Linked DNA regions of Homo sapiens: all the other regions are linked to region 4. A link is a loop called in an ENCODE intact Hi-C map of the cell type or tissue named here. Cell type or tissue: heart right ventricle. All regions are shown on one strand.

The links. Hi-C counts contacts between places; a loop is a spot of excess contacts. Peaks named below come from ENCODE experiments on the same cell type or tissue, not always from the same donor. Only the 100,000 strongest peaks of a DNase experiment are listed, where the experiment ranks them.
Region 1: it touches region 4 in a loop (2.3-fold over the local background); 37 of 110 quality-filtered maps call a loop at or near these places.
Region 2: a loop joins it to region 4, with 3 times the contacts of the local background. A loop is called at or near these places in 35 of 110 quality-filtered maps.
Region 3: it touches region 4 in a loop (4-fold over the local background); 34 of 110 quality-filtered maps call a loop at or near these places.
Region 5: a loop joins it to region 4, with 6 times the contacts of the local background. A loop is called at or near these places in 20 of 110 quality-filtered maps.
Region 6: it touches region 4 in a loop (5-fold over the local background); 41 of 110 quality-filtered maps call a loop at or near these places.

The regions. Positions count from the first base shown.
Region 1 is chr2:28,275,490-28,279,489 of GRCh38, forward strand. The region is part of intron 10 of BABAM2 (BRISC and BRCA1 A complex member 2); the gene reads left to right. It overlaps LOC124907745 (a long non-coding RNA gene), which reads right to left. Exons shown (of 2, transcript XR_007086254.1): 1 at 1-4,000. Among named protein-coding and RNA genes, the nearest start is that of BABAM2-AS2, 33 kb to the right of the region's middle. RefSeq lists an enhancer at 1-1,146. In heart right ventricle, no CTCF peak of the experiment used is centred here; a DNase peak (open chromatin) is centred at 1,579; H3K27ac peaks cover 1,840 bases.
Region 2 is chr2:27,733,845-27,737,844 of GRCh38, forward strand. All of the region lies in intron 2 of LOC105374378 (a long non-coding RNA gene), which reads left to right. Among named protein-coding and RNA genes, the nearest start is that of LINC01460, 20 kb to the left of the region's middle. RefSeq lists a silencer at 1,822-1,991. In heart right ventricle, no CTCF peak of the experiment used is centred here; a DNase peak (open chromatin) is centred at 1,867; H3K4me3 peaks cover 1,303 bases; H3K27ac peaks cover 3,747 bases.
Region 3 is chr2:28,162,422-28,166,421 of GRCh38, forward strand. All of the region lies in intron 7 of BABAM2 (BRISC and BRCA1 A complex member 2), which reads left to right. All of the region lies in intron 1 of LOC100505736 (a long non-coding RNA gene), which reads right to left. Among named protein-coding and RNA genes, the nearest start is that of BABAM2-AS2, 150 kb to the right of the region's middle. In heart right ventricle, no CTCF peak of the experiment used is centred here; a DNase peak (open chromatin) is centred at 1,966; H3K27ac peaks cover 3,731 bases.
Region 4 is chr2:28,387,755-28,391,754 of GRCh38, forward strand. The region is part of intron 1 of FOSL2-AS1 (FOSL2 antisense RNA 1); the gene reads right to left. Among named protein-coding and RNA genes, the nearest start is that of FOSL2, 3.1 kb to the right of the region's middle. RefSeq lists a silencer at 2,704-2,773. In heart right ventricle, a CTCF peak has its summit at 2,485; DNase peaks (open chromatin) are centred at 2,887 and 3,367; H3K4me3 peaks cover 2,021 bases; H3K27ac peaks cover 2,668 bases.
Region 5 is chr2:28,100,729-28,104,728 of GRCh38, forward strand. The region is part of intron 6 of BABAM2 (BRISC and BRCA1 A complex member 2); the gene reads left to right. Among named protein-coding and RNA genes, the nearest start is that of MIR4263, 110 kb to the left of the region's middle. In heart right ventricle, no CTCF peak of the experiment used is centred here; no DNase peak of the experiment used is centred here; H3K4me3 peaks cover 561 bases; H3K27ac peaks cover 3,200 bases.
Region 6 is chr2:28,332,357-28,336,356 of GRCh38, forward strand. All of the region lies in intron 11 of BABAM2 (BRISC and BRCA1 A complex member 2), which reads left to right. Among named protein-coding and RNA genes, the nearest start is that of BABAM2-AS2, 24 kb to the left of the region's middle. RefSeq lists a silencer at 3,712-3,912. In heart right ventricle, no CTCF peak of the experiment used is centred here; DNase peaks (open chromatin) are centred at 1,753 and 2,279; H3K27ac peaks cover 2,974 bases.

The sequences.
Region 1 (4,000 bases), 110 kb before region 4:
CAGGCCAGGAAAGGCAAGCTAAAGACCAGCAGGCAGGCCTCGGGGTTGGAAAGCTACACAGTAAACGGGTGGAGTACCAAAGCTTAGTTGTGTGTCTAGAGAATTCAGGGTGTGGTGAGTGATCAGCTCCTGGAAGAGCAAAGATTAGTATTTAATACATATGCATTTATTAGCGTGGCTGGGTCTCTCGTCAAAAATGTCATAATTTCACAGATCAGGATTTTAAAGCAAATAGAATTATTGATATATATCTCTTCCAACAGCCAATAAACATCCCGCAGAGAGGACAGCTTACGCATGGGCTCACACAAAGAAAATTGCAGAGTCTTTGCTTAAGCTACAGCCTGAAATATTAAAATTCTGATTTTCATGCGCTGTTAGAAATAGTTTTCAAAGAATTCCTTCCTCCAGCCCCATCACAACCCCTGCCCATGTGAGAGGTTAGGAGTAAATCATATGTTTTTTAAAACATTTGCTGAAACCTCCTCCCTTTTCCAAGTCTACCAAATTTTTATCTCAAAAAAAAAAAAAAGAAAGAAAGAAAAAAATGGGACTAATATGACAACAAGATTTTTACCTTCACAGTAAATAGTACAATTTAGCTGAGTAACTTGTGGAAGCTTGTTAGGTTGAAGTGACTCACTTGCGTAGATGAAGTTATTTTTAGAGATGTAATTTGTACTGTTTAGAAAAGAATAAAGAGATGGTAAAAGGCTAGATCGCTCATTATAGTTTACAGAGCTCATGAACCCAGCATCCATGCAAAAGATGACTAAGCAAGGGGTCGGTTGGTACTTTCTCTCAGAATTTTACAGATGTGAGTCATCCACTTTAGTCTGCAGACACAGCACCGAGATACCTGTGACTCAGCTCTCATTTAGAAAAAGCCCTAGAATTCAATTCTGATACACTTTTATAGTTAAGTAGTGAGGAAATTACATACTGAAGCAAAATATGCCTTTGTAACGCGCAGCCGTGGGATGTTTTTAGCAAAGACTGATTTATCTTCATCTCTGGCCTTTGAAAGAATCGACCTGTGATCCACGCTGGGTAACGTGCCCATTGAGCCTGCTGGTACACATCACAGTGCCCACCTTCTTCGTGTTTGGCTCACAACCCAAGTACTAAATTGTCCTCAATAGAAATCTCAGCCTCACCCTTTCTACACTTGGATGCCCCAGCACTAAGGCCCACTTCCTTTAACCAAATACATGTACATATATGTGTTCGTATATATGAAAATCTTCTGCCTAAAATATTAAAATTCTAGTTTTCATAAGCTGGCAGAAATAGCTTGCAAAGGCTTCATCTCCTTCACTCTTTACGTATGTTAGGGGTTAGAAGGAATAAAATCATGTTTTCCTACAGTATTCTCATATTTTTAGTAAACCCTGCACAAAACATACATACAGATGATGAGCATTATCTTTACACATTAGCAGACGGCAGAGTGAGCCCATGTTCTCTGTGCAGGGCCATTGCTTTGTTCTGAGGCGCAGGGCTCTGCTGGCCTAGTGACCCTCCCCGTGCAGCCTCATGCTTGGCTATCTCCCTCGTCACTGACACACACTGATGACATAGCCTGTTTGGAGTTAAGCCTCAGAACGTAACCTGTCCATTTATTCATTTATTTTTAGACAGAGTCTGGCTCCATCGCCCAGGCTGGAGTGCAGTGGGGCGACCTCGGCTCACTGCAACCTCTGCCTCCTGGGTTCAAGCGATTCTCCTGCCTCAGCTTCCCGAGTAGCTGGGACTACAGGTGCCCGCCACCACACCTAGCTAATTTTTGTATTTTTAGTGCAGACAGGTTTCACCATGTTGGCCAGGCTGGTCTCAAACTCCTGACCTCAAGTGATCCTCCAGCCTCATCCTCCCAAAGTGCTGGGATTACAGACGTGAGCCACTGTTCCCGGCCCATAATCTGTCCTTTTAAATATATGGAAAGTGGTCCCTTGTAGTTTGCAGACACATCAATAGATTATTCATAACCAACAAAGGATTTTGTTTATTATATTTGCCAAAGAAACATGGACATGGTTGCAAAAGCAAATACTTCACAAAGATGTATAATGAAAAGCAAGAGTACCCCGCCCCATGCCTGCCCTTTCACAGCTGCTTTTAACCACTTCTGGTGCTTCACGGTTGCCTCCGTAACCAGCTGACTGTTTTGTTCCTCACCTGCTATGTCTGTAGCACTATTACCAAGAGCGTTCGGGCATGCAGAGGTTAAAGTCTGGTCCTATTGTTAAGGAGAAAAGCCTTGTGTACCTTCAAGTCAACTCAGCAAACATTTGAGTATCTACTATGGACCAACGTCTAGGTTAAGCCATGTGGTCACAGAAATGGATAGCTACACTAAGGAGTTTGTACTCGGGTAAGGGAGACAGGCATGCAAACACTGCGTGGAAAATGCCATAATACATGTGTAGAAACCCCCTCAGAAGGGTTTTACACATATGTCCTAGAGCTCAGTCTTGGAAGTGCAATTAGAAATCTGGTAGGTAGATAAAGAGGAAAGGATGTCCAAGGCAGAGAGAACAGTGTATTCGTGGGCTGATGCAATCCATTCCAAATATTGGGAATAATTCATAAAATCTGATTTTTAGGATAAGTGAGTTAAGGAAATAATGTGGAGATGAGACAGGAAAGAAATGCACCTAGTTATAAAGACCCTTTTATATACACCGTTCAAAATATATCCTATTACTGATGGAAAGCTTTGGGAGTATTTTGAACAGGGATGTGGCATTTTCTCTATTATACTGTAAGTCCAATGGCAGAGGGGAGGATGAATTCAAGTGGAAGAAGCTGGGGTTTGATAAACCACTTGGGAAACTGGTTCAGGAAAGATAATATGAGGTACTGAAACAGTGGGAATAGGGAGGAAGAGGAAAGGAGAGATTCTAGAAATACTTCAGAGTAGAATCAAAAGGACTTGGTGAACACTCAGATTTTGGAGGTGAGGGAGAGGGAGGAATTGCAGATTACTGTATAACTCCTAGCTAGGGTAGCTAAGGAAAGAGTGGAAATTTTAAGAGTACCAGAATCTGGAGGAAAGTGAGTGAGTTTGAATATATTGAGTTTGAGGTGTTTATGTGATAAGCAGATGGAGATATTCAGTAAGTAGCCAAAATTGTGAGACTAAAGTGGTGGCAGTAGAAGCCACAGAGCTGGTAGAATTCCCACAGGATGAATCTGTGATATGAGGGGACTGAAAACAGATCTGGGAAAGGCCAGCAGCTGGCGATGGGCTGAAGATTCCTGATGGAGACCAATCAGCAGCAGAGGGGTGAGATGAGAACCAGGAGAGAGGGCACCACGAAGGCAGCAGAGGACCGGATCTGGGGAGGTGCAGGTGACAAGGGAGAGGAGCATGAAAAGCATTTGCTTCAGTAATGATGGTGCCCATTGATGGTGTAGAAAAAGAAACACTCATGCCTTAGAGTAGGCGGAAGCCAGATGTGAATGGGCCACAGAATTCATTCACAGTGAAGGTGAGCCCGTCCTCTTTTGAGAATTTGGGGAATTAAAAGAAGAGTAAATGGGCAATAGCTAGTAGGGATGATAGTCAAGAGGCTGCTTTACAGGATGAGAGAACCTTCAGCATGATGAGAAGGAGCCGGTGGAAGAGAGGTTGGAATTCCTTGGTATGGAGTTCGGCTTCCTCTGAGCAAAGAGGTTCTGCTGCCTGAGTGGCCCCTTGGAGCCACTGAGGAGTTTGCCTTTTGCTTTCTCTGCCACCACCAGGTGAATAGGCGGCTTGGGAGGTGAAGCCTAGAGTTACCCTTGGACCTGAGGTTTCGTCAGCCGGAAACCTCCAGGCAGTTCAGCAGTGATGCACATCAGCAAAGCAGGGCCATCCATCTTGTGAGCTGCTTTTTGTTATCTCCACTTTGATTATCTCCTAAATAAAAATGGCACAGTATGAAACAAAATAAAGCCTGAGTAGGAGCCAGTCAGTCCTTCCTCCAAATCCCAGCAGCCTTTCGTGCAGCCTCCT
Region 2 (4,000 bases), 650 kb before region 4:
GAATAGTACAATTAATTTCTGAATATCCTTTCCCCAGTTTCAATAGTCATTAATGTTTTGCCACATTTGCTTTATCAATCACTTTCTCTTTTTGTCTGTCTACATAAATACATATTATTATTATTATTATTATAACAGCTTTGTTGAGATACAAGTCATATACCATATATGCAACCATTACCACACAGCAAATTTTAGAATATTTTCATCACCTAAAAAAGAAACTCTGGGCCAGGCGTGGTGGCTTATACCTGTAATCATCCCAGCACCTTGGGGGGCCAAGGTGGGGGGGAATTGCTTGAGCCCAGGAGTTCGAGACCAGCCTGGGCAACAAGGCAAGACCCTATCTTTATAAAAAATAAATTAGCCAGGTGTGGTGGCATGTGCCTTTGGTCCCATCTCCTGGGGAGGCTGAGGCAGGAGGATCCCAGGAGGTTGAGGCTGCAGTGAGCCATGATTGCACCACTGCACTCCAGCCTGGGTGACAGAGTGAGACCCTATCTCAAAAAAAGAAAAACAAACCAAAAAACAAAACCCTGTACCTCTTTTAGCTATCACCTCCCTAAACCCAATTCACCTCAGCCCTAAGCAACCACTAACCTACTCTCTGTCTTTATAGACTATAATATGTAGTCTCTATATAGACAGAATAGACTACAATGTCTATTCTGGACATTGCATATAAACACAGTCATATAATCTGTAGTCTTTAGTGACTCACTTTTTTCACTTAGCATAATGTTTTCAAGATTCGTCCATTTGTAGCATGTATCAGCCCTTCATTCATTTTTATGGCTTTATTACAGTCTAATATATGGATGTATCTCATTGTGGCTATCCATTCATCACTTGATGGACATGGGGTTGTTTCTGTATTTTGACTATTATGATTAATGCTGCTATGAACATTCCCGTACAAGTTTTTGTGTGGACATATGTTTCATTTCTCTGGGACATACACCTAGGAGCGGAATTTCTGGGCCATACAATAGCCATATGCTTAATTGTTTGGGGAATAATAATGTACTTATATTTTATTTCTGAACCATTTTGAGGTGAAGTTGCAGACATGTCCCTTTATCCCTAAATACTTCAGAGAAGCCAAACCAAGGACATTCTTTTTCATAACCACGTTTCAATGATCCAATTCAGGAAATTTAACATTGATACAATATTACTGTTATATAATCCACATGCAAATTTTGCCAATTATGTCCTTAACAGCAATTTCCCCCCCATCCAAGATGCAAGCTGGGATCACGCACTGCATCTAGTTGTTCTGTCTCTTTCCTTTCCTTCGGTCTGGTGCAGTTCCTCAGCCCTTCTTCATCTTTGTGTAGTTTTGTGAAATGTCTCTCAGTTTAGGTTTATCTGATGTTTGGATGGATGAGTTTCAAGGCTTGTCCATGTAGTGGGCACTGAGGTCCAGTCGTGTAGCTGCCCAGGCAGAGGAGGAGACTTGGCTCGGCAGGAGCCCTGACCCCTTCCAACCCCACCGCGATTGCACCGCGCTCTGCAGCGAAGGGACGGGCCGCAGACCCAGACCCAGGGCTGAGCCCGGCAGTGGAAAGTGCCCCACCTGGACACCTGGAGGGTTTACTGGGAAGTGCCAAGAGAAAGAAAGGGGTTGTGCGGGAGCTTCGTTCACGCCCTTTCCCAGGAACAGCTCAGGGGCCTGGAGGGCGCGGGAGTGTGTCCCCAGGCCGGGCCGTGGGCAAGCACTTCCCATCGCGGCACCGAGGGCTCCCGGACCTCGCCAACCCGAGCCGCCCGGGAAAGGCTGCAGCGCGTCGCCGGGATATCCGGGAAGGGCGGGCGCGGGGGAGACCAGCAGGCCGGTGCTGGGAAGGCGCTGCCCCTTCTGGGAAGGGCCTTGATGCAAGGGCACACCCCCATGCCCGCGCCCTGCACCCCCGCTTCCGGCAGCCCCGGCGGGGCTCTCGGGAAGGCGCGGGGCGGGGGCGGCTGATTCTAATCCGAGGCCCAAGATGGAGATTGGGCGCCGGGAGGCGGCTGGCTTCACTGGGTCCTGGCCCTGAGCCGGTTTGCTGGGCTGGGCCTACCAAAGGCCCCACCAACTTTTGCAAGAAGACTTTTCTGGGTGCTCCCTCAACATTATTGATTGAGAAGAGCCCCAGATAATCTGCCATCCTACCGCACAGCTGCCAACTTCCACCTGAGGCAGCGGTGGTTGGGCTGTTCGTTGTTCATTCGTTCATTCATTTTGTGGCTGCAGGTATCTGCCTGCTCCCCACCTTTCCCCCTCCCTGTTGGGGAAGAGGCTCAGTAGGGCTTCCAGGTAACAGTCCTGTACCTAACCTGCTTCTGCTGAGAACACCTGTCCTCATAGTGCCACCCGACCTGCCCTCCCTCAGCCCCAGGGCCTTGAATTCTGGCCACCCCAGGACTGAGCTGGCCTCTGCCCACTTTACAATGAGGGCGACAGACACCAGGGGGAAAGGCAGGGCCTTAGGGAGCTAGCCAGGAAGAGGTAGAATGGGGAGAGGAGGAAGGCACCAGGCAGGGACCAGGCCAAGAGCGCTGCAGGAATGTCATAGTCATCCGAGTTTGCACCCTGACAGTCTGCAGATATGCGTTGTTCTGTCCTCACAGGCTTTTGAAAATTGGAAAAGTTCACATAAAAATCCAGATATCTGATTTTTCTTGACAAATAAAAGGATCTGCCAACACCAAGCTTGCATTCCTGTGGCAGCCAGGACTGAATCAGGAACCTTCCCTGGACCTGGCAGTGGCCACACACCCCTTCTTATTGTTTAAACTTTCTGCACTAGCTCCATTACTTGCCTCTTCCCCAAGGGCACCTGTGAGCTCACTCAATCCTCACCATACCCTGTGAGGTCAGGAACCCGATTCCATTTTGTACAGAAAGAAAGCAAGGTGAGAGGTCAACCACCTCGCCCAAGGTCACAGCCAGAGAGAGGTAGGGCTGGGATTCTCCCCCAGGTTATCTGCTCCCTGGATGATGCTCTCTTCACTCTGCTGTACTGTTTCCTTGTGGGAGATCCGGTGTCTTCAGCAGCAGCTGGGTGGACGGCAGATGTAGACAGCAAATGGAAAGCCCTTGGCCATCGTAGTCTGGGGCTTTCTAGGCCACCACAGAGTCCTGAGCTGGGCTACACAGCTCTTGGCTGAGGCTCTGGAGTGGTGCCACCGAAGTGTGGAGCAAGAAGGTTCGGTCCATGGTCCCACAGTAAACTCAGGCAGGCGAAAGGACATGGGCACCTCTGTGTGGGGGTGTTGGCCTCTAGTCAATTAAGGGGTGCTCTTTCTTCGTTGCTTCTCTCTCTTTGCTGGAAGTGGGCTCCCTCTGCCAGTGTTTTGCTCCATATGGCTTTCTTGCGCCCACATGGGGGCAATTGATGGAGAATAGTGTCAAGATTTTCTTAGTGCATAAATCACAGTACATTACAGTCAGGCTTCCCTGAGCACAGCTCTTTCTGCTCAGTTGTGCGTTCTCCTCCTGGAAAGGTTTGCTAACCCTTTTCCTGATTGGGCTTGTCCAATACTTCTAGCAATTTCTAGAAATGAATCAAAGGGCAGTACCTTACGGTCACAGAGGGTCGGAGGAAGCTAAGGTAACTGCCTTCTAAGAGTAGTTCAGCTGTATATGGTACTCTACAGTTTATAAAACCTTTTCACACTCTTGTGTATTCCTTTGGTTCACACAACTTTAGAGCTGTACAGAGGAGCAATTTGCAAACTTACCTTGAGCAAATTCCTTTCCTCTTTTTCTGTTTTGATTTCCTCATTGAAGAAAAAACAAGATAATACTCTCTTTTTAAGGTATTTTCAGGCAAAGCTACTCTGCTTTCTAACTCCTGGGAGTGCTATTCACATTGAATGCCATGTGATGGGTCCTCTTGGGATTGTGCAATGGGCAGAACTCCTCATATGCATGTTGTGAGGATGAAATGACATCATTTATGTACTAGCACAAGTCCTGGGAGATAGTAGGTGATTAATAAATGCTTATCAAGTG
Region 3 (4,000 bases), 230 kb before region 4:
ACCTTTTACCCAGGCATGAGGATAGTATCCACTTCACAGTTTTGAGGATTAATTGAATTAAAACATGTGTAATGAGACTACTGTCTGGCATACACTACTCTATGGAGTCAGTGCCCAGCGAATGATAGCTCTTCCTAGCTCAGCCAACCCTGCACCGGGCTTCTTCCTAAGTGCTGTTATGCACATAATCTCATTTCATTTCCCTACCAACCAGCCAGGTAATGCTCTTCCTCGCACACTAGAGCAGTGTTAGTTGAACATTTGAATTTTTAAGCATCTTGACTGAATATGACACTGCATTGGTGACATTTTGATAGCTGTCACTGCATGGTTTAGTTCCAGCATCTTTCAGCACATTCAGAAGCATCAACCTTTACATGTTGGGGCTTCTCCAACAGCAATTATAGCCACAAGTGGAGAAAAGCTATACATGTTCTCATAAAATATCATCGAGATTTGTGTCATAGGCCTCTAGTGACAAAGACATGTTTAACTGCTAGATGTCAGTTTTTTTCCCCCTTTCAGATAAAATTAAACTGTGGAGTTACCATTTAATCCACAAGTGTAAGAATAAATTGGTTTTTTAGTCCCAATTCTGTAGAAAATCAAAACTAGTACCAAATATTTTTATTTATAAACATTTTTATTGTGGGTGTAGGCATATCTGTGTGTAGACAGATAGAATGAGGTGCCCCCCGAAAAAAGACGGTGGTGTCATCTTTTGTGGCCAGCCTAGTGAAATCCTCACTCTCCTCAGATGCCTCCCAGCCGGCAGCCACCCTGCTTCCCCCATGACCTTCTTCTGAGTGTGAAGCTCTGGGTGCCAGCGCTTCTTCCAGCCAAGTCAGCAGGTGGGCCAGGATCAGCTTGAGAATTAGTTTTCTTAACAGCCCCAACTGGCCACTCTCAGAATAATTCTGTTAAATGTGACCTCTTGTGTTATGTGGAGTAAGTCAGTAGCTGGCTATCAGGGAGACTTTAGAGACCCAGAGAGCTTTATGCCTAAGGGGAGAAAAAGAACATTTTTCTTGTCTTGAGGCAGGTCACAGAAAATGTACACATGGTGCTGGGGACAAAGGTCTAGGAGAAAAGCAAAAGGCAGTCACCCCTGCCAGATATCTAATAGAATGCCAGAGTTAGACATGAATGCCATAAGAATAATGAAAAACTGAGAGCCATGGGCCTTAGGAAGAGAAAATGGAGTAAATCGGATGATAGAGCAAGAGAAGTTGTGAACCCAGCCAGAAAGAAAGGTAAGGGTGAGGCAATCTGTCCCCATCTTAACACAATGTACTCCTAAGGGTGAGACTTGTGTAAGATCGGCTGGGCTGATGGAGCTGGGTCAGAGGCCTCAGAATTGGACTCACGTGGCCCAAGGCTCTAAGGTAATGTGATCTATCGTCATGGAGATGAGAATTGAGGCCATCCACCCCTTGTGGGTGTTTTCCTCAGGGCACTGCCCATTGCACATTGCTAGATCATTTCCATCTGGCTTCATCTCTAGGCCCACTGCTATGCACCTCTTAGAAACTATCAGGTGGTACTGAAAACTGAAGATGAATTTTCTCATGGAGTTCTCTTCTTAGAAACTCCTAGACTCAGTGACTGATTGCAAAAGGCACATCTGGCACAAGAAAACAGACTCCTACAACTTGTTGCACTTAACATCTTGATACCAAGGATCATAGGGATGGAAAGACAGTGCTAATCCCCATAAACGTGTGGTGTCTGGTCACTTCTGTGCATTCCGTGCAGTCAATAAAATACAGTGTTGATGGAACCCAGTGCAGGTGGAGTAGAGCAGTTCCACATGTGCAATTGGTATTTGCTCTTCTTCCCTTCAGTGTGTTTTTTGTTGTGTCAAACACAACCGAATGAGAGTTGCCCCTACACCCCCACGTGGAGTTAGAGGAGTGCGTCCTGGCCTGGAATAGGTCTCTCTTTCTGGGCCACTCTGTGGGCTGTCTGAGCAGTGGAAGCATAAATATAAACCTCGGGCACATAAGGACACACACAGGCCGCAGAGCCTGTCAAGGGCTCTGTCATGTTCCGAGTGAACAGATGTTTATCCCACAACATTTTTTTTTTCCTTCTTGGAGTTTGTCCAATGCATTAAAAAAAAAACTAAACTGTTTACACTAATTATTCCCTTTTGCTGCCTTTGCTTGTTTTGTTTTGCTCTTTTCTTTTTCCCATACATTAAGAGCTATTCGTGTGAGGAAATTCTGCCCAGCTGCTTTCTGGAACAGATACTTCCATAGCTTAAACCAGGAACCCTTTGTTCTTGGATCTGAGTGGAGCTCAGATTGCCTTGTCACATGTATCTTGGCGCTTCTTCCCTGAAGTTTATAGGCTTTTAAAAATCCATTTCCTTTTTACCCCAAAGATAATCAGCTTCCATAACTTTTCTTAAAGTAAATAACTCCAGATCCCTTCATGGTTTCAGATTTTCCCGTATGCTTCAGTCAGGATTTTATTCAGCAATCATTTATTAAGTACATTCTTAAGTTTGGTGAGTACCATACCACTGTACTAGGTATCAAAAGAGAAACCCTTTCCCCTTTTATTGGTTTGTTCATGTTTTCACTTATTTTTTCATTTCCTTCATTCAAGAAATATTTGTTTAGCTCCTACTGTGTCCCAGGTACGGTTCTGGGTGCAGAGGAATCAGTGATAAGCAAAAACAGACATCGTCTTTGCCTTCAAGGAATTGCCAGTGTACTGCGGGAGAAAGACGTAAAGAATTAATTGCAATTCAGGGTGATACATACTATAATAGTAGGGTGTTCAAGTTTCTTTGAGGAATGTGAAGGGTGTAATTGGCTCTGCCTCAGGCATCAAAAATAACTTTACAGATTACTGGACATGTGAGAGGATTCTACAGAGAGAGGACAGCACATACAGAGGTGAGGAGGTATAAAGTATGGTTGGTTCGGGGAGCTTGATATCTGAATGCAAAAACAGCAGATGCAAGAGGTGAAGCTGGAAAACTAAGTTGGGTAGCCAAGTTGTTAAGGTCATTTTGCATGCCAAGTTTAAAAATCTGGAGTATGTCTTAGAGAAAATGGTGGGGGAAGGGGCACTGAAGCTTTTTTTTTTTTTCCTTGCTTTTTTTTTTTTTTTTTTTTTTTGAGACAGAGCCTTGCTCTGTCACCCAGGCTGGAGTGCAGTGGTATGATATTGTGTCACTGCAACCTCCGCTTCCTGGGTTCAAGGGATTCTCCTGCCTCAGCCTCCTGAGTAGCTGGGATTACAGGCATGTGCCACCACACCCAGTTAATTTTTGTATCTTTAGTAGAGATGGGGTTTCACCATGTTGGCCAGGATGGTCTTGAACTCCTGGCCTCAAAGTGATCCACCCACCTCAGCCTCCCATAATGCTGTGATTACAGGCATGAGCCGCTGTGCCCGGCTACACTGAAGGCTTTTAAGCAGAGAAAATGCTTTGGAAGTAAATTGTGTTTGCTCAAAATTCATATGTTGAAGCCTTAACCCCCTAGTACCTCAGAATATAACTGTTTTTGGAGATAAGGCCTTTAAGAGGTAATTAGATTAGAATGAGGTCATCAGAATGGGCCCTAACCCAATATGACCAATGTCCTTATAATAAGAGGAAATTAGGACACACATACACACAGAGGGAAGACGCAGGGAGAAGACAACCATCTACAAACCAAGCAGGCCTCAAGAGAATCCAGCCCTGCTGACTCCTTAGACTTCCAGCCTCTACAGTTGTGAGAAAAATCAATTTCTGTGTTGAGGCCACCCAGTCTGTAGTACTTTGTTATGGCAGCCCTAGGAGGTGAATACACCAAGGTTTAAGTTTTGTAAAGATAACTAGAGTCCATGGAGGATGCTGGCTTGGAGAGAAGAGTAACTTGAAGTAGGAGATGCTGCAGTAGGAGAGTAGGAGCTGCAGAGGTCTAGGTCATGATAATAAGGTTGAGTGACCAAAAACTACTCTAGCGAGTTATCCTATCAACCAAAATAGTGAATACCA
Region 4 (4,000 bases):
GCTTATGTGTCACATCTGAGAAGACTTTAGCTGGGAGGGTTGCTCTTGGAATTTCAAGGAGGTTGTGTAAAGCCACAGGAGAGAAAGTCATACTTGCTTCTTCCCCAGGTGTGGATCCCTGTTCATCAGTGGGTATAGCCTTTTCTCTGCTCCACACCTGAGAGATACAATACATGCCTCAGTGGCTCGTGTATCATTGTGAGTGGCTTCGTGTATCAGTAAAGAGGGGAGATGTGGTTTGAAAAAGCTGTTCAGGCTATTCCATTGTTCACTTCCACAGTAGGTGAGGTGTAAGGCTCACTGATTTACCTTATTTCCTTCATTCTGAAACACGATCCCTCGTTAGATCCCTCATGTGCTTAATGGGATCTATACTGGTTATTCCCCATTTGCTGAGTGCCCCACTAGATGCGCTCTCTACCCTTCTTTGCCATTCTCTGTGCCCTGGGAGGCCAACCTTAGTGGACTACATTGATCAGCAGCCCCCTGCCATTTGGCCAGAGAAGGAGGTAGGAGGTGGGAGAGATGGTCTGGTATTTCTTGACCCCAACTCCTCCCTCCCTTTCAGCAGGCTATCTCTGGCAGTGGCTCCTTCCCTCTACCTGCTGGATGGCCCCTCTTTCATGGTCCCAAGCTCACTAGGCTCCAATAACATGATTGCCTCCTCTTTTCAACCCTAGGGATGGTCATCATTTCCTGCTGTTACTAGGCTCTAGGTGCCTCAAGTTCCCTCTTAACTCTGCCCATACCTCTATAAGGAATTTCTCCATTAAAGCATCATCCTTTGAACCATCTGGGTTAAAGTCTGTTTCCTGATGGACCCATGACTGATTCACAGGTCTTTGGACAAAAACGGCAACACTTGCATATTCAATAGTCATCGATTATAAGATACATCTGGCTTTCAGAAATGTTACAATATCATCAAAAAGTATGGCTTACTATAAAGAAATGATGGCAGGTTCATTCAGGCATGATGGATATAGAGGACAGTGTATCATTAAGAGATGTAAGTTGGGCACAGTGGCTCATGCCTGTAAACCCAGCAATTTGGGAGGCCAAGGCGGGCTGATCACTTGAGGCCAGGAGTTTGAGACCAGCCTGGCCAACACGGTGAAACTCCATCTCTACAAAAAACACAAAAATTAGCCGGGTGCAGTGACGTGTGCCTGTAATCCCAGCTACTTGGGAGGCTAAGGCAGGAGAATCACTTGAACTTGGGAGGCAGAGGTTGCAGTGGGCCGAGATCACGACACTGCACTCCAGCCTGGGAGACAGAGGAAGACACTGTCTCCAAAAAAAAAAAAAAAAAAAAAAAAAAAAAAAAAAAAAAAAAGATGGAGTTTGCTCCTAAACTTACAAGGTTGGAAGCATGGCAAACAGCAAAGCGCTGGGTTTAAAGTCAGGTGAGATGGCTTTGAACTCAGGCTCTGACACTTACAGCTGGAAAATTTTGAGTAGGCTGCTGTGACACTCTGCACCTCGGCCTCCTTTCTGGCAATCCAGAGTCACTCTGCTGTCTATATCCCTTTCAGAGATGTCATGTGTAAGGACAAATGAGGCGATGTGTGTGAAAGGGCTTCATGTATCCGGTGCTGAGATGTGTGGGCCAGCACAGCTCTGAGGGGGCAGCTATTCTGGGATTCCTCATCTCTCAGGGGCCAAACACTGGCCAGGATGGACAAACAAGGAGACCGGCAAAAGTAAGGCAAGAGAGGTCTCAGAGACCCAGAGAGGCAATGAGAAGACAGCTCACCTACCCTTTTCTTCCCAGCTCATCTACCCTTTTCTTCCCACCCCAGCTTCCCTCTTCCCCTTCCCTTCCCTCACTTGACATGGCCTCTTCTCTAAGCTGAGGGATGCCGCTGAGGCTATTTGTTCAGTGGAGAATTAAGGCGCACCTCTAAGTGTAGGATAAAGTCATGCACCAGATAAAGACCATGCCTTTCAAGACCAGTAAGAGAGAGACAAAGACATTCCAACAGGAGGCAGGTCATGCCATGTCCTGGGGAAAAAGAAGAGCCTGGTGTCGGAGAATCTCAGCTGCACTCCTAACAGATCACTAACTCACTAACCAGTTCCCCTGGACAAGTTATTCAATCTCACTGTCTTCTTCTGCAACCAGGGAATAATACCCACCTCCAGCGTTTGCTGTGAGAATTTCACAGAACAAGCCCTGTATTCAGCATGGTGCCTGGCTCTGATTTTAGCACTCAATAAAGGGTCACCTCTATTTTTAGCATTCCAGGGAGCCAGAGGACCCTTTCTAACTGGATGATTCTGGAATGATTTCCCAAGGAGAGGGCACTTGGAGACTGAATTCTCTGTATGGCAGGCACAGTTCGCTGAGGCACTCGCTCAACCGGGGGAGGTCAGTCCCGCAGCAGCACCAGGGCACAGCGCTGTGTGTCCGGCGCTGGGGGGACTGAAAGGGGGTGAGCGGGCTGCGGAACGCAAGCCTCCCGGCGGGCAGAGGGAGCCAGCACGAGTTCTGGAGTAGGAGAGGGCCGGGATCAAAGCGCTCTGAGGCAGGCCAGGGCGCACCAAAGGGAGGCTAGTGAATTGCATCAGCACAGATTCCGTGATGCTCTGCAGACGTCTCCAGGCTGCTGGGCTTTACGGGAACCCACAAGAAAGGAAAGGACCGGGGAGCTGGCAGGGCGAGGGCGGGCGAGGGCGCGAGGGTGCGCTCGCCCGCGCGCTCCCGGCGGCGCCTGGCCGGGGCTGGGCGCGCCCGGGACTGCGGAGGCCGCGGAGGAAGCTCCCGCTCCCCTTCCCCCGCCTCTTTCCCCCCGCGTTACTGGAAGGACTGTGTGGGAGAGACCCAGAAGCACCCGGATTTTCGACCGCCAGGTGGGGGAGGGCGGGGCAGCCTCTACTGCTCAAAGGAAAACCAAAAGTGCGTCTGTTCGCGCCGCTCCGACACGCGGTTGCTACTGGGAGGGCTCAGGCAGGGCGCTTTGGCCGCGCCTCCCTTTGCAGCCCCCAAGACTTGGCTAGGGCGGCCTGAGGCCCGCGTGGCGCGGGGAGGGGCTGAGAACCGAGTGGGAAAATGTCACGATTTCTTCTGTGCCCCTCCCGTCCCTACCCCCACCCCCAGTTTTCTGAGTTTTGCTGCTGCCGCTGGGGAAGGACTGATTCGTTTTGCGTCAAAGGACTGCATTTACTCAGTCCTGCTGGGAGAGGCGCGTAAACACCCAGGCAAGCCAGGACGCAGGGATGGGGAGGGGGAAGAAAAAAGCAAAGCACCCACGGCCGGCGCGCGCGTCCGCCTGCCCCACACCCCTCTCCTGGGCCTGCGGAGTTGGGGACTCTGTCCAGCGGGCAGCAGCGGAGGTGCGAGGAGTCTGGCTGGCCTCGCCTCGTCGCGCACGCGCGCGCGTCCTTGGGGATAGCGTTCAGGACAGAATGTGTTTTATAGCTGTAAACAATGACCCCGAGTATTGTTTGGGATTACCGTATCTTGGGGCCCTTGGGGCGGCCAGATGCCGCCAGCCGTCCCGGAAATGCCAGCGCTTTATATAGAGCCCCAGGAAAGCTTCGCGTTCCCGGCTCTATTTTTCTCTGCTACCAACACCCCCACTTTGCAGATAAGGAAACTGAGGACAGAAGTTGTGTGACGGTGCACAGCGAGTTGTCAGCAATGGACTCTCAACACCTCTTAACATTGGGTCCTCATAAGGACCCTGTGGGGTACAGATGGCTGGCGCTACTTAAGAATTGGGTAAACTGAGGCTAACACAGACCCTGGACCAAAACCTAAGTTCCCTGACTTCCGCTACAGTACTTCTCCATTCACACACACCATCATCTCAGCGGAAGGATTGGAGCTCCAGAGCAGAGAAGGGCCTAAGGTCATGTCTCCAAACTCCTTCACTTTATAGGAGGAAACTGAGGCCCAGAGAGGTTAAGGAATTCGTCCAAGATCTCACAGCTCGTAAATAGCGTAGCCGGGCGTTCCTGCTCTAAGGTCTGTGCTCTGTACCCTGCGCCGCGCCCC
Region 5 (4,000 bases), 290 kb before region 4:
AGAAGCATAACGACTAGAAAGCTCGATGCCAAATGAAGGGGCAAGTGTGGGCTGTTGGTCCATGAGGCGTAACACTGAATTCAAAGTCAAGGGCATGTATGTGGGCCTGGCCAGGAGCGAGTAGGTTCTAAGGGGGCAGCTGTTGTGGAGGTACTCATTCATCATGGTCAGGAGGAAGAAATTGGTTTTGTACAGACAGGCAAGGATTTGACAACAGAGTTTACATACAGAGAAGGCAACAGATAGGTATCATTTCCAGGGAAGCAGGCAAAGCCCAGTGTCCACAGATAGCAGGGAACAGGTGGGTCAGATAGTCCCAAGATGATCTGGGATAACAGTGCCAATAATGGTGGCTACTATTACTGATACAGCAGTTTTATAACTTCTCATTTTATAGTTGAGGAAATAGACTCATCCAGGTTTTAAATAACTTATCCAGCCAGGTTGACATAGCCAGTAAGCGATGAAGCTATGATTCTCACTAGTCTGTCTAACTCCAAAGTCTGTGATCTTTCTACTCTACCATATTGCCTGATATCTAGCATGCATGGACTCATTCACACATGATTCAAACAGCTGACACAACAGGGTTATGGCTGCCGAACCTATGACAGAGTTTGTCTTTTTTTAGATCTGGTTTTACCATATTTGGTGTGTGTTAACAAGAATGGGCAGGTATATGTTGGCATGTGAAGTGAGACACAGGGCCTCCCAAATTCTTGTCACTGAGATGATGATAATTTTAATGCTCCTCTGCCTAGTTCTCTGCACCCATGTAAGTTATGGAGCAGAGTGAGGGCTGAGATAGAGTCTGTCTTTCCAAGCTGTGAATTACAGGGCCTCACCTGTGGTTGTCCTATCCCCAGTCCATGTGGGGAACCTGCAGACCTCCTAACATGCCCCATATAGTAAGCCATACAGTTGTGTTGATTTTTATCTCACCCTCTTAGAATTTCTACTGTTTGTGCATGTTTTATGATGTTCATAATGTATTAGTACATAGGTTCATCTATATAGCTTATAAATAAATACATATAAACATATTGATAGGAAGCTCACACATTTTTTTATTGCTCTAAGGCAATAGACCCCAAACCTGGATGGGCAGTTCAATCCCCTTGTAAGTTAAAAAATCATATTTCCTTGACTTACCCACACTTACTGAATCATAATCCCCAGGGCAGGGTTCAGGAATGTGTGTTTTTTAACAAATGCTAGAACTTGAACCACTGCAGTAGCTCTCTGTAGTTGCTAGAAAAAAATCTTGGTATCAATTGTTGTAAATAAACCATTGGAAACAAGATAACTCCTATAGTGTTTTGAAGGCTATTTATGAATTGGCTGACTTGTTTATTCGTCATCCCCTGCTGAAAGGTAGGCTCTAAGAGGAGGGCCATTATCTAGCTTGTTCACCAGTTGTTCCTAGAATAGTGCCTGACACGTAGAAGTGCACAGTGAATATTTTTTGAATAAATAAATGAATAATGAAACGCTTTTTCACTGTGCTTGGGTAATACATGTCCCTTTTTCCCTCAATACCAGAGAAAGAATTGGTTTCAGCTGTGCCGTTGTAAATTTGAATGATCTGATAAAAATCCTTGGTTACTCCACTGAACCGACTGCAATTTTTTTAATGTCTAAAACATACTTATTCTCATATTTTGTTACATTTTAATACCATTTAAGAGTAGTAGAATTTGGAAGGTGACATAGAGATCCACTTTTATTTCATTTTCATTTCAAGCCCCTGTGTCTTTAAGGAAAGGGCTAAGCTACAACTTGGTCATTCTCCAGATCCAAGAGGAAATGGATTGGAGCAGTTGTGCCTTTGTAGAGCAGATGTTTTGGTTGGAAAGGCTATCAGCCATCTGACTCATAATAAATTCTCAATTCCAGTAAATTCCCAGTTTTCAGTTACAGTAGGTAGGATGCAGGAAAACAGTGTCTTCCACTTTGGGGTCTTTGAACTTATTTCACATGTTACCACTGTTCCTTGTGCATTACAATGTGCGAACAGACAAAATACTAGGGGAGGTTAGAGCAATTCCAGGAATAGACTCAGTCAGTTGGTGTTTTTGAGAGAGACCATTGGAGGTAAACCAAAGCCACTGCCCTCTCTGACACAGTACTAACCACAAGAAACATAACTGCATTGAGTTTTCTTATAAGTTCCTATGTTAAAATAATGATTTTATATAGGAATCATGTAATAAAATAATGATTTTACAAACTGAATTATGTCAGTTTGAGTAATCTATAAACGGCCTATAGTTTTTTGTTTTGTTTTATGAGGAGGGTTTCCTTTATCCTTTTCATAAAATGCTGAAAGTAATTATATGGTCCTGATGTGATATCTTTCATTTTAGAGTATTTGTTTTTTGGGAAAATTTACTCAATACTTGAACTTATTGAGTAAAAAAAAAAAAAAATTTACTCAGTAAGCTTCTCAAAGTTCTAGTAAGGCCTTATAGCCAGTGTTCCAGATGGATGAAGCAGAATTATGAAAGTGATATTCAACGTGTCCTACTTTGTATTGTGAGCTGAGTTGAGAGAATTCATTATTTACTTAGTATTTTTGTTTTGTTTTGTTTTGTTTTGTTTTTTAGACAGGTTCTTGATCCTGGCTCAGGCTGGAGTACAGTGGTGTGATCACATATCACTAGAGCCACAATCTCCTGGGTTCAATTGATCCTGCCATCTTAGCCTAGTAGCTGACACTATAGACACATGCCACCATGCTCGGCTAATTTTTGTATTTTTTGTGGAGATGGGGTTTTGCCATGTTGCCCAGGCTGGCCTCGAACTCCAGGGTTCAATCCATCCTCCCATCTCAGCCTCCCAAAGTGTTGGGATGACAGGCGTGAGCCACTGCACCTGGCATAAAGTGGTGTCTTATTATCCCCACTCTGTTTTTATCGAGGAGTCAGTTTCTTTTCAACCATCACTGAAGTGGGAAGAATAGTGTACTCCTCACAGAGATGAAAAGGTCCCATTGTTTCTCCAGAGAGCAACAGTCCCATTTCTGCTCTTTATGAGAGCTTCTTAGGTGATCTCTTCTACCAAGTGAGACATTAGAAATTTGGGAGTCAGCAGTTTAGTTGTCCAGAACTCCTAATAGTTCCTAGGTTGGCCTTTGGCTTTTCTTATCCAACATCAAATTATTCACAGATCGTACTGTTTATCTTTATACTCCTCCTATGTCATTTTTTCTTTCCAGTTTTAGCTAAGTGGTTATCATAAACTCAATAAACTCATTTTTTTAACCCTTATATTCTGAGGCACATTTGTAAATCTTTAGAATTGCTAATTAATTCAAGATGGATTAAAGACTTAAATGTTAGACCTAAAACCATAAAAACCCTGGAAGAAAACCTAGGCAATACCATTCAGGACATAGGCATGGGCAAGGACTTCATGACTAAAACACCAAAAGCAATGGCAACAAAAGCCAAAATTGACAAATGGGATCTAATTAAACTGAAGAGCTTCTGCACAGCAAAAGAAACTACCATCAGAGTGAACAGGCAACCTACAGAATGGGAGAAAATTTTTGCAATCTACTCTTTTGACAAAGGGCTAATATCCAGAATCTACAAAGAACTCAAATTTACAAGAAAAAAACAAACAACCCCATCAAAAAGTGGGCGAAGGATATGAACAGACACTTCTCAAAAGAAGACATTTATGCAGCCAAAAAACACATGAAAAAATGCTCACCATCACTGGCCATCAGAGAAATGTAAATCAAAACCACAATGAGATACCATCTCACGCCAGTTAGAATGGTGATCATTAAAAAGTCAGGAAACAACAGGTGCTGGAGAGGATGTGGAGAAATAGGAACACTTTTACACTGTTGGTGGGACTGTAAACTAGTTCAACCATTGTGGAAGACAGTGTGGCGATTCCTTAGGGATCTAGAACTAGAAATACCATTTGACCCAGCCATCCCATTACTGGGTATATACCCAAAGGATTATAAATCATGCTGCTATAAAGA
Region 6 (4,000 bases), 55 kb before region 4:
GACACAAAAGGGTTAAGTGGCTTGCTCAAGATCACATGGATGATATCTCAGACCATAACTGGGTGGTCATAAGATCATTAAGTAGAAATCATCCTGTTACAGGTGAGGAAATGGAGTCCCAGTTCTGGATGACACAATGAGCCAGGGCCCGGGCTAGAGCTGTGAGTCCTGTGCCTCCTAGTGCAGTGCTCTTTCCACTTCCCCCACTGCCTCCCCTTGACGATGCATGTTGTCCTGGACAGAAGGAGAGCTGTTTGAGGACCAGGCCAACCAACACCCTGCTCTTGGCAGCCGGAGCCATGTGATTCCTAAATACCCTTCTAGGAAGAGCTGCAGCATCATCCCTGGTCAAGCCCTGACCAAAACTGCACACCACACACAAGGAGTACACCTGGTAGGTTTGGGGGCAGAAGACACGCAAGGGCTGGAGGTGCCTCTGGCTACAGAATTTGTCCTTTGATGCCACAAGGATGCCATGAGCAGCTCTAGACTGGATTGCAAAAGACACACAGTGTCCCATGACTTTGGCTGAGTATCCAAGCCTGAGATTGGCCATCTCTGCCTGCGATTGCCAGCTCAGTGTGATCAGTGAGAAGGGAGGGCCTGATCCAAGGAGCCTCGGGAAAGGCTGAACTGAGGACAAGGACCCTAGACCTCTCACAGGTTTCCCGCTTCGGCACACACGCGTTCTTCTGGCTGTTTCCACAGACTCAGAGCCTCTTCCCCTTGGCCCCAGCGGGTACCCATGATAATAGTTGACATCTATTGATCATCTCTTATGCCAGGTACCATGCCAAGCGCTTACCCAGACCATCTCATTCACTCCTCACAAGAACCCTTTAAGGTAGGCAGTTACTCCCGCCTTTTAGATGAAGAAACTAACGCTGCAGTCACTTGCCCTCATGATCAACGAGTAAGGAGTGTGGCCAGGCCTCGAGCCCAGTCCGCCTGGCTCCAGAGCCTGCCCCGCACAGGCTACCCTCACCTTCTACAGCCCACCGGCCTTAGGACCCTCAGTTATGGCACCCTGCTTTGTAGGTGAGGGAGCTGAAGCCCAGAAGAGATTTACCCTGGGCCCAAGGCCCACAAAAGTAGACCCCCTGACTCCTGATTCAGTTCCCTCCACCATGCCATGCCTGTGAGCTGAAGCCTGGGCCAGCCCTGCTTCTGCTCTGAATTCATGGGAAACCTACCCAGTCCTTACGTTTTCTTCTCCTAACTGAGACTCCTGGGTTGGACCGAGTTGTAATTTTATGAAACCCTGAGCAGAGAGACTGAGATCAGTGAAGAGGGACTGAACCTCATTTTGCCCTCAGGCATATTGAGCTCTAATGCCATCTAAAAATAGATTCCCTTACAGTGTGCATTCAGTGAGGAGCTTGACACTCAGGGCCCTCTCCTGTGGGCCCCACTTGGCCAGTTAATGGGGAGGTGAGAAGACTTCACTATCCCCTAGAACACGCTTACACTTTTAAAGCTTACTACATACTTTGTCTCTGGGTCAAAGGTTTTTTCAAAGATGACAGATACCTCTTGCCATTAGCAATCTGTACTCTGGGCAGCTCTCCATTTTCTCTGATAAAAAGTGAAATAAATGAAAACAGCGTTTTAAAAAATCTATAAATGGGTGGGAGCCAGTTGTCATTTTCCCTTTCCCCCTCCTCCCACTCCGTTAACTAACTTAATGAGGATCCAAGTTGAGAGGCACTCGCCGAAAACAGCTGGTAGCATCATGCCTTTAAATAGCCCTCGCCACGCTTCCCCTTGGCAGCACGCAGTTGGCCCTGGCAGGGAAAGCCCAGGACAGAACAGGAAACTTTAGAACTTTCTAAAAAGAAAAAAGCTTGCCTTTAAAACGTGCTCCCTTCTGTGTAAGGAGCTTGCAATGTTGTAGCCCCTTCCCCTAGAAGTTTACAAGGAAAGACTAAGCTGATGAGGCTTGCCTCGGGACCCAGTGTGACTCTGGGCCTGGGGAGGTAAGTGGAGGGCTCCCCGGACCCGACCCCTGCCCAGCTCAGGCCAGCGTCCAGGGCAGCAGTGGCTCCAGCACCATCTGCTCATCAGGCACCTGTGGGGGCTATAGTGCAGCTCAGCTGCAGCCTCTCCCCTTGATGTTCGTAGCTGTAAGGTCAGGGAAGGTGACGTCCTCACCTCTAACTTAGGGAACATTCAGCCCTCCCTGAAAGTGGTACTGGGATGGGCCAGACTCCACAGTGCACATCAGGCCAGAGTCCATGCAGCAGAGGTTGGTGGCAGCCTGTCGATCTCAGACCCTCTGGAGAAGCGGGGCCACAAGGCTCTCTCCGGCCGCACTTCCATGTTGCTGGGGAAATAGCAGCAGGTGAAACATATGGAAGGAATAAGTGGCCCTCACGTCTGGGTGGCAGCCAACAGTTGACTGTCTCCTCCCACACACTGTCCCATGCGAGTGTGGCATCAGGTGGCCTTATCACCCCTACTGTTCGTAAGGGAACAGAGCCCAGGGCTTCTCCTGCCCTGCCCGGCCTTGCCTAGGTCTGGAGCTCTGTCACACCACAGCACCCCTTTTGCATTAAGGGTGACTGTGGCGACTGTGGCATGGTGCCGTTAATGGATAAGGGCTTTGAGGTCCTGAGTGCCAGAGAAGGTGGCGGTTTGGCTGGCTCAGGGCTGTGCTGATCACAAGTGGATGGAAGAGGGTGCTTTTTCTTACTAACTGTTGGCAAAGTTTGAAATTTGAGAATGGACTAAAGTGTTCTTCCTTAGTACCTAAATATTGTACCTGTTCTCTTTCTGGAGCTGCTGTCTCTCCCACCTTCTTTTTTTTTTTTTTTTTTTTTTTTTTTGAGACAGAGTCTGGCTCTGCCGCCCAGGCTGGAGTGCCATGGTGCGGACGTGATCTTGGCTCACTGCAACCTCCGCCTCCCGGGTTCAAGCGATTCTCCTGCCTCAGCTTCCCAAGTAGCTGGGACTACAAGCGCCCACCACCACACCCGGCTAATTTTTATATTTTTAGTAGAGACGGGGTTTCGCCATGTTGGCCAGGCTGGTCTTGAACTCCTGACCTTGGGTGATACACCCGCCTCGGCCTCCAAAAGTGCTGGGATTACAGGCATGAGCCACTGCGCCCAGCCTCTCCCGCCTTCTTAAACAGCTTGTAATGGACATACTGTAACTGCTTCTTGCAAGCTCGTGGTCATCATTAGTTACATTAAAGCCACAGCCCATCACCAAGTGCTTTCTACACTGAGCCAGGCCTAGTGGTCACTGGGAGCAGGATGTGCTCCCGCTTTCCAGGGGCTGGCAGATAAGACCTGTGCACATGGGACAAGTGCCCCAGAAGAAGCACGGACAGTGTGCAGGGAGATGACCTCCTGGGGACCAGGGGAGACTTGATGGAAGCAGGAGTATTTGTCCTGAGCATGAATAAGCCCAGAGGTGGCAAATGGCATGTGTGAGGAAGAGCAAGTAGTCAAATGAGAAGAAGGGAGAGGCAGTAGATCCAGGGCTCGTATCCTGGACCGTGGCCAGCTCAGGGGGGTCTGTGACATCCCCGGGTTGCTGTGGGGCGTCTTACCTGCAGTTTCTCTGAGGAGAGGATCCTTCACTTTCTTAGCTTCTCAAAGGGTCGCATGATCTCAAAAAATGTGATAGAGGAACAGAATAGATTTTCTTCCTAATGACTTGGAGCCAGATAGAGTCATTGAATGCCAGGCTGAGAGTTTGGAGGACATTAAGGTCTTGGTCAGGAAAGGGACAGAGACTCACACTGTAAGAGAATCAGTGTAGCTGCAAACATAGGCAAAGGAGGCCTCATGTCCAGGGGAGAAGCAGCTTCTGCAGCAGTGCCATCGAAAGATAAGACAGGAGCTATGGGAGTCACTACGGATGGAGGGACTTAGCGGCAGGAACCTTGAGGATGAATTCACCGTAGGGGTTTAGGGAGAATGGAAACTGGTTCGGAAGGAAACTGAAGGTTCTGTTACAGAAAACCAAATTGGTCAGAGCATTTTCAGATACA